Linked DNA regions of Homo sapiens: region 1 is linked to region 2. A link is a loop called in an ENCODE intact Hi-C map of the cell type or tissue named here. Cell type or tissue: body of pancreas. All regions are shown on one strand. Links, peaks and the distances in the headings refer to the core of each region. The heading gives the core; the rest is flanking DNA. Region 1 has its middle 170 kb from the start of SMC2. Region 2 has its middle 120 kb from the start of OR13F1.

The links. Hi-C counts contacts between places; a loop is a spot of excess contacts. Peaks named below come from ENCODE experiments on the same cell type or tissue, not always from the same donor. Only the 100,000 strongest peaks of a DNase experiment are listed, where the experiment ranks them.
Region 1: a loop joins it to region 2, with 5 times the contacts of the local background. A loop is called at or near these places in 1 of 110 quality-filtered maps.

What each region holds. Positions count from the first base shown.
Region 1 is chr9:104,263,585-104,267,988 of GRCh38, forward strand. No RefSeq gene overlaps it. Among named protein-coding and RNA genes, the nearest start is that of SMC2, 170 kb to the left of the region's middle. In body of pancreas, for the core only: no CTCF peak of the experiment used is centred there; a DNase peak (open chromatin) is centred at 2,467.
Region 2 is chr9:104,380,588-104,384,991 of GRCh38, forward strand. No RefSeq gene overlaps it. Among named protein-coding and RNA genes, the nearest start is that of OR13F1, 120 kb to the right of the region's middle. In body of pancreas, for the core only: no CTCF peak of the experiment used is centred there; no DNase peak of the experiment used is centred there.

The sequences.
Region 1 (4,404 bases), core at 103-4,102, 120 kb before region 2:
ACCATTTATGATGATGCAGAGGTGTAGCCTGATTGAAATGTGGATCCATGCTTGGTTTGAAGTCGCTGTTAGTACACTCTGAGCAAGTGTGATAAATAGGTTTTGTCTTTCCTTAGGTGCCTCTCCATGTAAATTGATGACTGCTGCCCAGGGGAATGATCTGGGCCTGAAAACACGAAGAGAGATTAGTTTAAGTGTGACAAGGCCATAATCTGTAACAAGGAATGTCTATCATAGTCACAAAAGAGAACCACAGTGCCAGGAAGACCCTCTCTGCTTGGAAAAGGTCTCCTGCTCTGTGGCTGACAGCTCAGGTCTCCTTAGCTCAACTCCACTTGTTCCCTCCAAAAAACTCTTTTTTATTCAAATTTGACAAAATAATTACTGTTACCATTTGGCTTTGAATGACTCAATTATGGCTGCAGTCACTTGGTTTAGTAATTACTAAAATTATGGTTTGGGCTTAAAGCCGGTTTTGTCTTTTCTCTCTTCCCCATGGAAGCAGGGAGAGGCACTTTTATAGGGAAATAGATCGTCATTCAGAAGCCAGGTTGTAACAATTCATTTTAAATGACCTCAGTCTATGGGAAGATAAAACTGAACAGCCTGGCTGAGAATAGGGTTACATTTTTTTCTTGCTCTTTAAGAAACCTGGCACCCTGAAACTGTATGCTTGATTTTCATGGATAATACCAGTCTCTGTGAAGAAGCAAAAATTCTATTTTTCCATTTTGCTCTTGCTCTTATGCTAACCATGTTAGAATTTGTTATTCACTGGCTGTTATTTAATCTATGGTGTTTTGGTTTAACTAAAGCAAACATTCTGGGTTCTTAACAGGCTCCTAGGTTGGTTTTGGAGAGAACAAACCTTGGGAGGCATGCAGATTTTAGAAATTTTGAGGGCATAGTTTTATGTGGTTTGGAAGCTTTATCAGAGTTTTATTGACGAGTTTGCTGAGTATATGATAGATAATGTTTTGTCATGTAAAGAACACTCACAAGTTTCAAATTCTTGCTGTCATTTTTATTGTATGCAACCTTGGTTACATCACTGTATTTTAATAACATTGGTTTCTTTATCTCTAAATGGGAACTGATCCAAGATATTTCCCTCATGGAGTGTTTGCAAGACTCTGATGAAGTACCAAAAAAGTTAATTAATTAAATGAAATAAGCAAAAAACAAATGCAATAAATAGAAAACAGTTAAAAATATAACTATTAATCCAACTATATCAATAATTGCTTTAAATGTGAAGGGTCTAAAAACACCAATAAAAGACAGAGACTATCAGAGTAGTCTACATTCCACAAGAAACCCATTTTAAGTATAAAGATTTAGATTAAAAGTAAAAGGATGGAGAATGATATACCATGCTAACACTAATAAAAAGATAGCTGAAGTAGCTATATTAAATTTAAACAATGCAGATTACAGAACAAGAAAAATTATCAGAGATAAACAGGGATATTATATAATGATAAAGGGGTAAATTCTTCAATAAGACATGCATTTAACAACAGAGCATCAAACTACGTAAAGTAAAAACACATAGAACTGCAAGGAGAAAAAGAAAAATGCACTATTATAGTTGGAAACTTCAATACCACTCTTCTTTCAGTAATTGATAGATCAGGCAGGCAGAAAATCAGTAAGGTTATGGCTGACCTAAGCCACACTATCAATCAACTTGATCTAATTGATATTTATAGATGCTTCATCCAACAACAGCAGATTGTACATGCTTCTCAAGCTCACATGGAACATTCAACAAGATAAACCATACTCTGACCCATAAAACACACCTTAACAAATTTAAAAGTATAGAGATCAAAGAATGTATGCAATTGAACTAGAAATCAATAACAATAAGATAACTGGAAAATCCCTAAATATGTGGAAAATGAGAAATCACAAGGAACATAGAACAGGAACAAAGCATTCACCCAGGAAGTTGCAGTCCCTGTTTTCTTTTGTGTGTTGGTAAAGGGGGTACCTTGGTGAGAGAAGCCATAGTCTGTTGTTAGACAAAAAGAGGAAAATACCATGTTTGGGTTGAAGTTTCATTACTCTCCCTGAGAATTAAGTTAGTAAGAATTTTCTTGTATTCTTTTGCAGAAACTGACTTTGTCCACGAATATAGTTAATCCTTATTATTTGTAGATTCTGTATTTACAAATTTGTCCACATCCCAGAATTTATTTGTAGCCTCCAAATCAATGATTGTGACATTTTCATGGTCATCTATGGACATGTGCAGAGTGGCAAAAAATTTGACTCACCAGGGTACATATTCGCAGCTGAAATAGAACAAGGTGACATTCTGCCTTCTTGTTTCAGCTCTCATACTGTAAATAAGTGTCCTGTCCATGGTCTATTCATGTAGTGTGACAGGTCCCCCACCAGGCCATTTAAAGGCATATGTCTGCTGTCTTATCCCTGAAGGCTGAACAGTGAGCCACGACCGTGGTGCCCAGCCAAGAAGCAGGTGTTTCTGAGAACCCAGCATCCCAGAGAATATCTGAGAATATATCAATCTCCTCACTCAAACACAGCAGGCAAAGAGCCAGAAAATGAGCTTGAAAGCAGTTTAGAGATGGGTGGTGCTACAGATCTCTAGAGCTGTCCTGCCACCATCCAGGAGTGCCCTGTATGTAAGTCCTGTTAAACTCATCTACTCATCAAGCTGGACTTATCCAACTCACTCTGTGGTCTCTCAGCAACTTTCAAGTTTGGAGGGAGGAGAGGAAGTTGAGTCCCATGTTTTTCTCATAACAAGTTAGTGCCACGTTTTTTGCATTTTTATGATTTTTTGTTAAAGATTTTGCTGTTTCAAATGGCCTCCAAATATAGTTCTGAAATGTTGTCTGTTTTTCCTAAATGCAAGAGAAATCATACATAATGTGCCTTCAGAGAAAACACATGTGTTTGATGAAGTTACTTCAGGCATAGGTTATAGTGCTGCTGGCTGTTAGTTCAATATTAATGAATCAACAACATATATAAGACATAATTTCTTCAAACAGACACAGATAAAACAAGGTATATATTGTTCTATTGAAGAAAATGTTACCAGAGACCCAAGGGAACCCAACCCCATATTTCCCCTAGGAGCAGTGGTTCAGTAGTTACTTAATTCGGTGTTTGTGATGACATTATAGAACACAATTACCATGAATAATAAGAACCGACTGAAAGAATAGTTGTTGATGCCTACTACGTAGCAGACATGGACTTTGTGCTACTTATAGAAAAATTATTAAACAAGTACATATGAGGCCTTCCTACATGCCTGACTTACTCTAAGCAATGGGGACACAGTGGTATATAAACCAGACTCTACCCTTCTTTCTCACGAAGCTTATATTCTAATAAAGGCAGAGAAAAAAACAGACACATAGTTGGTGGTAAGTGCTAGGAAGGACCTTCCATATTCTAGTACGTATGAAGTAAATAAAATATGGAGAAGTTAACTAAGTTGCCTACGAAAAACAAATACAAATGAAAGATGTCAAAATTCAAGCTTAGATTTTCTGGCTTCAAAGCTCATGCTCTTTCAACTATTTTGCACTTGATCATTCCCATGAATTCACGTACCAGAGCTTTGTGGTAGGAGAACTGCTCAAGCTCCAGTAGGGAAAACGATCTCAAAACACAGTAATTTTATGCTTTAGAATAGTAGTTTTCAACTGGGGGGCAATTCTTTCCTGCCAGGACATTTGACAATCTCTGAAGATATTTTTTGTTGTCATACTGGGGTAGAGGAAGTACTAATGACATCTAGTGGGTAGATAATAGGGATGGTACTTAACAATCTATTGTACATAGAAAATAATAATCTGGCCTTAATAGTGCTCAGGTGGGGAAACTCTGCTCTAAAGCCACATGACTTTAAAAAAGCCAGAAGAGCCAGACTTCCAAGTATCTAGCTAAGGACTCAAGTGGAATAATGAAGAATCTGATCTCTGGCTATCACTGATTAGATTGCTTGTTAAGCATCATCTTGTCATTGTTATCTTAAGATCTTCCTAAGCCACTGGAAATATCTCACTTTGGATGCCAGTGTATCCCTCTCCCAACAGCCCATTCCCTTCTAAGCTGGTTCATAGTTTGGGGAACTTAGGAACTGAGGAAGTAAAAATAAGAAAAGGAAAGGAAGAATGTGTTGAAGGGGAAAAAAATGAAGAGACAGACTGAAATATAAGCATCTCAAAGAGAAACTTGGCCAACAGGTATATGAAAAAATTCTCAACATCACTAATCCTCAAGGAAATGCAAATCAAAACCACAGTGAGATATCATCTTACGCTAGTTAGAGTGGCTAACAGAGAAAAGGGAACTTTCATATATTATTGGTAGGAATGTAAATTAGTACAGCCATTATGGAAATCACTATGGGGGTTT
Region 2 (4,404 bases), core at 242-4,241:
TTCAAGTATTCTTTATCACCCTCTCTTGGTGTCTGCAAGGACCAAATAGGAGCACCTTGGATTGAGCTATCAATAACTAACCTTCAGAGCGACTGCTACTATGCTTCCTTTCTTAACTGATCTTCTTTTAACTCCAATTGATTTTTCAAACTTTAGAGTGTCTGCTTGATTCCTGTTTTCTTGTACTCCCATCTTCCTTTATAACATCACAAACTTTATATTTATGCTTTGGCCCAGTGGGGTGATTTCTCAGATGAAATAACTTGTTTTCTTGATCTAGTTCTAAAATCATCACAGGAACCAGTAGCATGAAAGAGAATTGTGCAATATATTTTGAGGATCATGAATTACTCATTGGAAAGAAAATGATGGATATGTTTCTCTATTCTCTAAATATACTATGTATTTTCTCAAAATGTTTTTGAGAAACATTAGGAAGGTCTATCTCCTACAGACCATTCCCCAAACATTCAGACATAGTTGGGTGGTCCCTAGTTTATATCTTCACATATCCATTCCCACCAAATAGTACAGGACCTGCATGGAACATACCATCATCAACACTTGTCATATGAATATTAAAATTTCATCTCCTTTTATCTGAATAACAGTTATATGCATAATGTCACAGAATATTGGACTTGAAGAAGACCTTAGATACGATTCTTGCCAATTTTATGGATAAGGAAATAAAGTAAAGGAAGAAAGTACCTCACAGAAAGACCTAGAATTAATCAGCAACAGGAACTCTGATTCATTCTGGCTTTCTTTCCATGGTTCTGTCTGCCTTTTTGGATAACCTGAAGCTGGAACTGGCTAACTGATGTTGTCCTAAAGTGGGAATTTCATATTTTAGATTACATTTTTTTCTTGGCTGCCAATAGTTATCAAGGTAATAAAAATAACCTAAAAGTCAACCAGCTAGAGGACTCACAGCTGGAAATAAATATGTAAAAATCAATTATAAATTATTTACATCCTTATTTAACTTCTTTACTGCCTTTTTGATATGCAATGACAGAGACGGGTTTCTTAAACTCTCTCACTGTAATAGTAGTTTTGTTCATTTTTTCAAATTTCTAATATTTTTGTTTTACACGCTTTGGTGTTTGTTTTGTGTGTTTGTGTTTTGTTTTTTTAAAATGGAGTTTTGCTCTTTTGCCCAGGCTGGAATGTAGTGCTGTGATCTTGGCTCACTGCAACCTCTGCCATCCAGTTTCAAGAGATTCTCCTGCCTCAGCCTCCCGAGTAGCTGGGATTACAGGTGCCTGCCACCATGCCGGGCTAATTTTTGTATTTTTAGTAGAAAGGGGGTTTCACCATGTTGGCCAGGCTGGTCTTGAACTCCTGACCTCGTGATCCACCTGCCTCGGCCTCCCAAAGTGCTGGGATTACAGGCATGAGCCACCGCGCCCGGCTCTGGTGGTTTTTTTTGGTGATTATAATAAGAGGACTTCTTTAATACTATTTTGTGCTTCCCTTTTCCATGTCTCCAAATCCTACAAGTTCCTCTAGGCTTTCTTTGAAACTCCCCCATCCCACGAGACTTGAGGGTATTATACAAGTAAAATGAGCCAGACACAAAAATACTAATATTGTATGATTCCACTTATATGCAGTACATACAGTATTCAAATTCATAGTGATAAAAAATAGAAAGGTGGTTGACAGGGCCTAGAAGCAGAGAAGGCAGAAAGAAGAATAGGGTTGTTTAATGAGTGTAGCATTTTAGTTTTGCAAACTGAAAAGAGTTCTGGAGAATAGGTTACAAAACAATGTGAATATAATTAACATTACTGAACTGTACACTTAATGGTTAAAATGGTAAATTTTATGTTTTCATATTTTACTGCAATTAAAAAAAAATGCCAACAACAATTCCACATCCTAGAGTCTTTTCTAACAACTCTGGTCCTGACTACTTTCTCTTGTTTCTGGACCCCTGATACTTGCACTCTTGTTTATCACTTTGTTGCTTCATTATACACTGTCATAATCTCAGTTTGTTTCACAAAGAATGGCAGCACTAAACACAGAGTGAAAATCTCACTTCTTGTTTCTACCATAATCATAAATTGGCATTAGAGTCTCAATGGACAATTGCTGACAGAAATAGAACCAACATAACCAAAAAAATATTTTAAAATGTATAGTGTCACAAAAGAATTCATTAATTCAACTTTAAATTAATACAACCGGGCCAGTTGTCTACGGAAATGGCTGGAGCCTAATTTGTGTTTCCTGTCCTCTATTGTGTCCGATTCAATAGCACAGGGAGTGTCGGCGTCATAATATCAGCCCAGATTCAAATTAGGAAAACAGGATCCACCCTGTGTTGTCCACATATGAAGGAGTTTAAAATAGAAAATTAGGCACTTATGCTACCACTGAAAGAGCTAGGAGCGCTAAGGTCAAAGAAGCTATCACCAACAGTCTCAGCTTGATTTGCTAAATTGGATGGTTCCTATTACTCTCTAGGGAACTGCTGTGAACCTCATGTCTATTCAGGTGTCAGCCTGTGACTATTTCCAGGAAATAGTGGCTTCCTCTCATCCACTTTCCAAAACACATGTGAGTGGTTTTCATTGGCACATTTTAATTTGAACCAAATGGGGAAGAGCATTCTAGAAATTAGAATTTGCTTTGTCCTCTACTGTCATTAGAAGAGGAGATATGTGAACAGGGTGGTGATGCAAATTTGGTAATAAACAATTCAGTAAAGTCACACAGACCAAATACAATAAATAGAATACAATTTGTCCTCCGCTTTGTAGAATGCCCCACTTATACAGTCATACTTAACCCGAAGTTTTTTGCAAACAACACACAGAGGTGCCTTACCCTCCAGGGCTTCGGAAGTATCAGCTCTGTCCCCAGTTGTTGATGTAGCCACTTGGAATCCTTGGCCCAACAGTTCTTCAAATTCCCTACACTTGTTTCCAATATTGAAGATACCCAGGATTAAGACCTAAGGCTTCTAACACCCTCTCTAGTCAGTGGCACATGTCTAGGGTCTCTCAAAGATCTTAGTGAGGCAGACACACTGGAATCTTCCCCACAGTATTGTGGACATTCTGGCCTCACTTTGTGCACTGTAGTGGATTCATTGATGAACCCCAGAATTTAGGGTGGAGCCATAAGAGTACAATCCCCAAATGAATTCTGCAAGTACACGAGACACTACACACCTCCTCACAGTGACACAAACAAGCCCAACATGTGCTGAACAGCCTGAACAATTCCAAAAAAAAAGGCTACACATATCAAACTCCTATCCAGTGCCTGAGACAGACTACCTCTCCAATCAATGCTTCAGAGAGGAATTTCTCTTCTATCCAGTGCCGAGGAGGCACCAATCTCATCCCTAACAATGATGCAGAGAGACAGACGCCCCTTCCATGATGCTGAATACGCTGTGGCCTTGGCCATCCCATGCTGCAAATGTTGTCTCCTCCTCAATCTACTTTTTGAGACCCTCTCTACCCTCCCCCATTTCTAATACATTTGAACCTTTCCATTCCAGTTCTGCCTTCATTAGGGCTACAAAAACCCTCACCCCTGGCTGGCTAGTTCTCTAAATTCACCGGCCTCTCTCCTAAAGAGTTTTATTCTGTACTGTCCACAGGTTGTGTCCCACCACAACCATTTATCAGCCATTCCCCCAGCTGCAGAAACCTGGCTCTTCTCATATTCTAGGCTGCAGACAAGCCTGCCTCCCTCCAACCACACCTGCAGGCTCTCTTACCCTTGTCCATCCCCTGATGATCTCCCTCCTTCCCCAACTAGGCAGAAATTAAACAGAACTTCAAAGTACTGCATTGCCAAGAACTACAGAGGAACCTATCACTGCCATTACAGTGCTACAGACACCTCCCCTCTCCAACCAATGTGTCAAATAGACTCAGCCTCCCCCATCCATTCATCCATTAAATAGGAGCTACTCTCTTCTTGCCATCCCCCATTCATTGCTCTAAACAGTATCTTCTGAGCATACGGTATAGGAAACACCCTGGTTTTCTCAGGGCACATTGAGACACACATTGGTTTTTTCTTTTCAAGTTGTAGATGTGAGACTTAGGAAAGATCACCAGACTAATTACATAAAAGCCATTTGCAAAATCTTCATTGCCTATTAAGAACATACTAATTCAAGGATGCCCTCAATCCAGATTCTGCTTACTGTCAACCTTATCTTTTACTTTTCCCATGGAATTCTATGTGGCCGTATTAAAGTGTACTCCAAAACACATACAAAGCTAACTGTAGCTGACAGAGTTCCTTGACTGCTCAACTTGTATTCTCTTTTTTCATTACCCTTCTGTTTCTTCCTGGCCAACAGATCTCCAGGTGTGTTTAGGTGACATTATACCCAGATCTGGAGAATGGCTCATGATTGGGCTAAGA